Regions from separate parts of the Homo sapiens genome. Here region 2 is linked to region 1. The links are chromatin loops, found by intact Hi-C in ENCODE. Cell type or tissue: heart right ventricle. All regions are shown on one strand. Each heading gives the region's core, and the rest is flanking DNA. Links, peaks and the distances in the headings are about the cores only.

Region 1 (2,819 bases), core at 150-2,649:
CATTACTGTATATTATTTTAGAGCCTATAAAGACTGTACACTTAGGCTATTCCAAATTTATTAAAAATATTTTTCTTTCTTCAATAATAAATTAACCTTAGCTTACTGTACTGTTTTATTTTATAAACTTTTTAATTTTTTTAACTTTTTGACTCTGTTGTAATAACACTTAATTTAAAACACAAACACGTTGTATAGCCATACAAAAATATGTTCATTCTTTATATCTTTATAAGCATTTTTTTTTTTTACTTTTTAACCTTTTTGTTAAAAAATAAGACACAAACAAACACATTAGTCTGGGCTTACAGAAGGTTAGGATCATCAATACCGTTGTCTTCCACCTCCACATCTTGTCCCACAGGAAGGTGTTCAGGGACAACAACATGCATGGAGCTGTCATCTATAAGAATGCCTTCTCACACCTGTAATCCCAGCATTTTGGGAGGCTGAGGAAGCCAGATCACTTGAGGTCAGGAGTTTGAGACCAGCCTGGCCAACATGGTAAAACCCTGTCTCTACTAAAAATACAAAAAAAATAGCTAGGCTCAGTGGTGCATGCCTGTAATCCCGGATACTCTGGAGACTGAGGTGGGAGAATCACTTGAATTCAGGAGGTGGAGGTTGCAGTGAACTGAGATCGGCACCACTGCACTCCAGCCTGGGCGACCGAGTGAGACTCAAAAAAAAAAAAAAAATGCCTTCTTCCATAATATCTCCTGAAGGACCTGCATAAGGTTGTTTTACATTTTTTATAAGTAGAAAAAGCACATTCTAAAGTAACAGTAAAAATTAGAGTACAGTAAATACATAACCCAGTAACATAGCCATTTATTATCATTATCAAGTATTATTTCCTGTACATAATTGTATGTACTATACTTTTATAGGACTGGCAGAGCTGTGCATTTGTTTACACCAGCATCACCACAAACATGTGAGTAGTTCATCGTGCTACAGCGTTAGGATGGCTACAGGGTCAATAGGCAATAGGAAAGTTTCAGCTCCATTATAATCTTATGGAACCACCATGGTATGTATGGTCCATATTTGACTGAAACATCATTATGTAGCACATGACTTATATACTCCACCGAGGTGAGAAATTTACATTTTAATCTAAGAACAATGGGAACTCATTGATGAGTTTTAAATTACCAGAATCAGGTAAATGGTTTATGCTTTAAAAGGATCACTCTGGGTGGAGTAAAGAAGAGAGTGAGACAAGAGTGAAAGCAGAGAGACTGGTTAAGTGGCTCTGGCAGTCATCCAGGCTGGAGATGAGGGAGCCTGGGCTATGGTGGAGACAGTGGAGATGGTGAGAACTGGGTCTCTAAAATCTACTTGGGAAGTGGAGAACATAGTACTTGCATATAGAAGCAGAAGTGAGAGAAAAATCAAAGATGACTCTTAGGTCTTTTCCATAAGGCAGTGGTAGTTCCACTTACAAAGATAAGGAAGACAGAGGCAAGCAGGCTGGAGTGGGAGCAGGAGGAAATCAAAAGTTCAGTTTAAAGAATGTCAAGTTTGAGGCACTAAATGGTCATCTCTGATAGGCAGCTGGATATTCAAACCTGAGGCTCAGCCAGGAGGTTGAGGTTGGAGATGTCAGTTTGGGAGTTTGAGGGCCAATTTTATAAGTCAAGTTGCCTGGGCTAGAGTCCCCAGTTAATCAAATATTAATCTAGGTGTTACTGTGAAAATATTTTATTGCTGTGACTAAAGCTCATAATCAGTTGAATTTAAGTTAAGGGAGATTATCCTGATTCAATCAATTGCAAGACCTTAAAAGTAGAACTGAGGCTTCCCTGAGAAAGAAGAAGTTTTGCCTATGAACAGCAGTTCACCCCATGCCCAAGAGCTGCTCTTCCTGACAGCCTGTGCTATGTAAGAATCATATAAGAAATGCCTTGCAATAAATCTTTTAATATATATTCTTACTTGCCCTCTTTTTCTGGTTGAATCCTGTCCGATATAGGAGTCCTCAAACAAATACATGACACAGATGATATCTTATGCCAAGGCTTGTCCAACTTGCAGTCTGAGGGTCACATGCCACAGAGAACGGCTTTGAATGCGGCCCAAAACAAATTTATAAATTTTCTTAAAACATTATGAGATTTTTTGTGATTTTTTTTTTAGCTCATCAGCTATTGCCAGTGTTAGTGTATTCTATTTGTGGCCCAAGACTATTCTTCTTCCAATGTGTTCCAGGGAAGCCAAAAGATTGGACACCCCTGTCTTAAACCATAAGACTGTGTGAGGTCTCCCAGAAAAAGAAAAGAGAAGGACCAAGGACAGAGCCCAGAGTACACCAACATTTAGAGGTCAGTTAAAAGAGAAAAAGAAACTGAGAAGGAATAGCCAATGGCGTAGTTTTCCCTTCTTAGTGTTTATTAGGTTTGGCAATACAGAAGTCATTGGCAAACTTAGTAAGAGTGACCATTTTTGTAGAATAGCGAGACCAGAAGCCATATGCCTCATGTGCCTTCATCTTGAATCTTCACAGCAACCCTTAAAGCTAAGCATCATTAACCTCCCGTATTATTCAATATTATGCACGGTGTTGAAGACTGAAGCTCTTGAGCCTGAGTGCCTGAGTTCAAATCCTGTCCCCTCTGCCTACTGACTGTGTTACCTGGCACATTATTTAACCAGTTGAACCTCAGTTTTCTCACCTGTAAAATGAAGTTACTGATAAACCCTCCTTCATATCATTGCTTTGGGAACTGTATGACTTATATGTAAAGCCCAGAGAAAGCTCCCTACGTAGTAACTACCTACCTTATCACTCCCCTTGTACAGATGAAGGAACTGAG
Region 2 (2,819 bases), core at 1-2,500, 50 kb after region 1:
GTGAGCTATGATCGTGCCACTGCACTCCAGCCTTGGTGACAGAGCAAGACACTATCTCAAAAGAAAAAAAGAAAAGGGATATTGAACAGTTTTTGTTATTCCAAGAATTCCCCCACACCCCTTGAAGTCACTTTCTTCCCTCTCCTCTACCCCTTGGAAACCACTGATCTCATTTCTGTTCCTCTCATTTTGCCTTTTCTAGAATATCATAAAAGTGTTTGCTTAACGAGGGGGATAATTTTTTTAACGTCAAAAATAAAAGCCTTTTGTGCTTAGCTTTTTCAATTAGCATAATGCTTTTGAGATTTACCCAGGTGGTGGCTTTTTACTGCAGAATAGTATTCTATTATATAGTTGTACCACAGTTTGCTTCCACTAGTTGATGGACATTTGGGTTGTTCCCAGTTTTTAGCTATGAATAAGTATAGCTATTATAAACATTCATGAACAAGTCTTTCTGTGGACATGTCTGTTCATTTCTCTTGGGTCAGTACCTACAAGTGAGATAGGGCTGTGTGGCAGTGTTATGTTTAACTCTGTAAGAAACTGACAAACTGCTTTCTAAAATGCCTGTACCATTTTTAATTCCCACCAGCAGTGTAAGAGATTTCCAGTTCAGCGGTTGGCTGTTTGTTGGTCAGTCTTTTTAATTCTAGCCATTTAATAGATGGGCAGTAGTATCTTATAATGGATCTACTTTGCATTTCCCTGATGACAAATGATTTGCAGAATTCTGTGTGTTTATTTGCGTCTATGTATCACTATCTGTTAAATCTCTTACTGAATTACTTGATTTTATTCCTGACTGTAAGCACTTTTGCAGGTAATGATTTGTAAATATTTGTTCTCAGTCTATGGCTTTCATTTTCTTCTCAGTTTCTTTCATTGTGTTAGCAGTTTCTTTCAGAGTAGAAGTTTTTAGTTTTGATAAGGTCCAGTTTTTCAGTTTTTTTCTTTAATGATTTGTGCTTCTTTTGATGTCCATATAAGAAGTCTGTGCCTAACGCAAAGTTAAAAGATTTTTTTCCAGATGTTTTTTTCCTAGATGTTTTATAGTTTCATCATTTTAAACTTAGGTCTGTGATCCATTTCGAGTTAATTTTAAAATGTACTGTGAGGTAAGGGGCATGTTTTTTATTTTACATATAATGTTCTTTATTTTTTAATAGTTTTGTTGCATAAGTTTTTCACTCTAGTTGCATACAGTTTGGTTTTATCTTATTTTCTTTGTGGCATATACTAATACACCAATATGACATATTTTTATCTTTTAAAATTTCTTTTACATTCTATTCGGAGTGATATTAACATTGCCATGCCTGCTTTCCTTTATATATATGTGTGTGTGTTTTTTTTATTGTGGAGGTAGAATTGTTTAGTGTATTATTGCATGGGTTGCTTTTCTTTTTCTTCTTTTAATGCCCATTTTGAAGGTCCACGTTAACCTGACTCAACTAGCTTTTCTCTTTCACCGCACTAAGAGCTTTTCTGAGTGATTTTCCCTTTTGGTTAGAAAGCAGTTCTAAAGGCTTCACTTGGTAGTTATTAATGTTTTAAGAGGAAATTATTTTCTACTCTTGTATTTTAAAATAAGAAAATAATAATTACTCAGCCTATATCTTACATACCTTTTAAACAGTTCAATGTCATTAAGAGCTTTTGTTATTATTGTTCTGGTGATCAGTCCTTTTATTTAAGTTGGATTCTTCTAACAAGCCTACCTACATTGTACAGTTTTCCACGTGTAGGCCTGACAGGTATTAATTGTGAGACTCAAATGCCAATTTTTTTTCTTTTTTGAGACAGGGTCTCACTCTGTTGCCCAGGCTAGAGTGCAGTGGCCTGATCATATTCACTGTAGCCCTGAACTCCTATGCTCACACAGTTTTCCCACCTCAGCCTCCCGAGTAGCCAGGACTACATGCATGCCCCACCACACCTGGCTAATTTTTTAAACAAATTTTTTGTAAAGTGGTGTCTGGCTATGTTGCCCAGGCTGATGTCAAACTGGCCTCAAACCATCCTCTTGTCTCCTCCCAAAGCTCTGGGATTACATGTGTGAGCCATGCGCCCAGCCCTCAAATGCTGTATTTTTTTGTAGGTGAAATACTTCTGAATATTTGGGGATTTAAAATAAGAGAACTATGTATGGTTAACTATCAGTGAGTTCTTCCTTATTGTTCAGAAGACCATTTCTTCAGTTTGAAAGGACAGGAGTTTGAAAGATAGGATATACTTCAAAGAATGGCCTAGATTTTAACAGAGCCACAAGTTATATATATACATGAGTACTAAATCAAACCTTAGGACAGTATTTAAAGCCATTATGTGACTTACCAGTACAATTTTAGTAACAGCACCTATCAGTTGAAGTGTTTAGCAGTTATTCTTGCCAGATAGTTACTAAGCTGTGTTCATTTTAGTTACTGAAGAAGTTTGTATGAAATCAAATAATGGAATCTCTTAAAAATCAGTTTAGTCATCTAACATTAAAAATTATAAATTTTAGTATGTTGGCAAAGCTCCAGGTACCCATGTGGATTACAGCTCTGGGCATATATACTAACTTATGAATTAAGTAGATAAGCTGTGTTCTTTTTTTTTTTTTTTTTTAGATGTGGTGGTACAGTGGGAGCTATTCTGACATGTCCACTGGAAGTTGTAAAAACACGACTGCAGTCATCTTCTGTGACGCTTTATATTTCTGAAGTTCAGCTGAACACCATGGCTGGAGCCAGTGTCAACCGAGTAGTGTCTCCCGGACCTCTTCATTGCCTAAAGTGAGAGCATAGTATTCAGGAGTGTTTTTTAGTTTGTTT

The links. A loop is a pair of places that touch in the nucleus more often than their neighbours do. Peaks named below come from ENCODE experiments on the same cell type or tissue, not always from the same donor. Only the 100,000 strongest peaks of a DNase experiment are listed, where the experiment ranks them.
Region 2: it touches region 1 in a loop (2.2-fold over the local background); 9 of 110 quality-filtered maps call a loop at or near these places.

What each region holds. Positions count from the first base shown.
Region 1 is chr3:140,903,452-140,906,270 of GRCh38, forward strand. No RefSeq gene overlaps it. Among named protein-coding and RNA genes, the nearest start is that of SLC25A36, 37 kb to the right of the region's middle. In heart right ventricle, for the core only: no CTCF peak of the experiment used is centred there; no DNase peak of the experiment used is centred there.
Region 2 is chr3:140,953,912-140,956,730 of GRCh38, forward strand. SLC25A36 (solute carrier family 25 member 36) reads left to right here. Exons shown (of 7, transcript NM_001104647.3): 2 at 2,616-2,780. Among named protein-coding and RNA genes, the nearest start is that of SLC25A36, 13 kb to the left of the region's middle. In heart right ventricle, for the core only: no CTCF peak of the experiment used is centred there; no DNase peak of the experiment used is centred there; H3K27ac peaks cover 1,074 bases.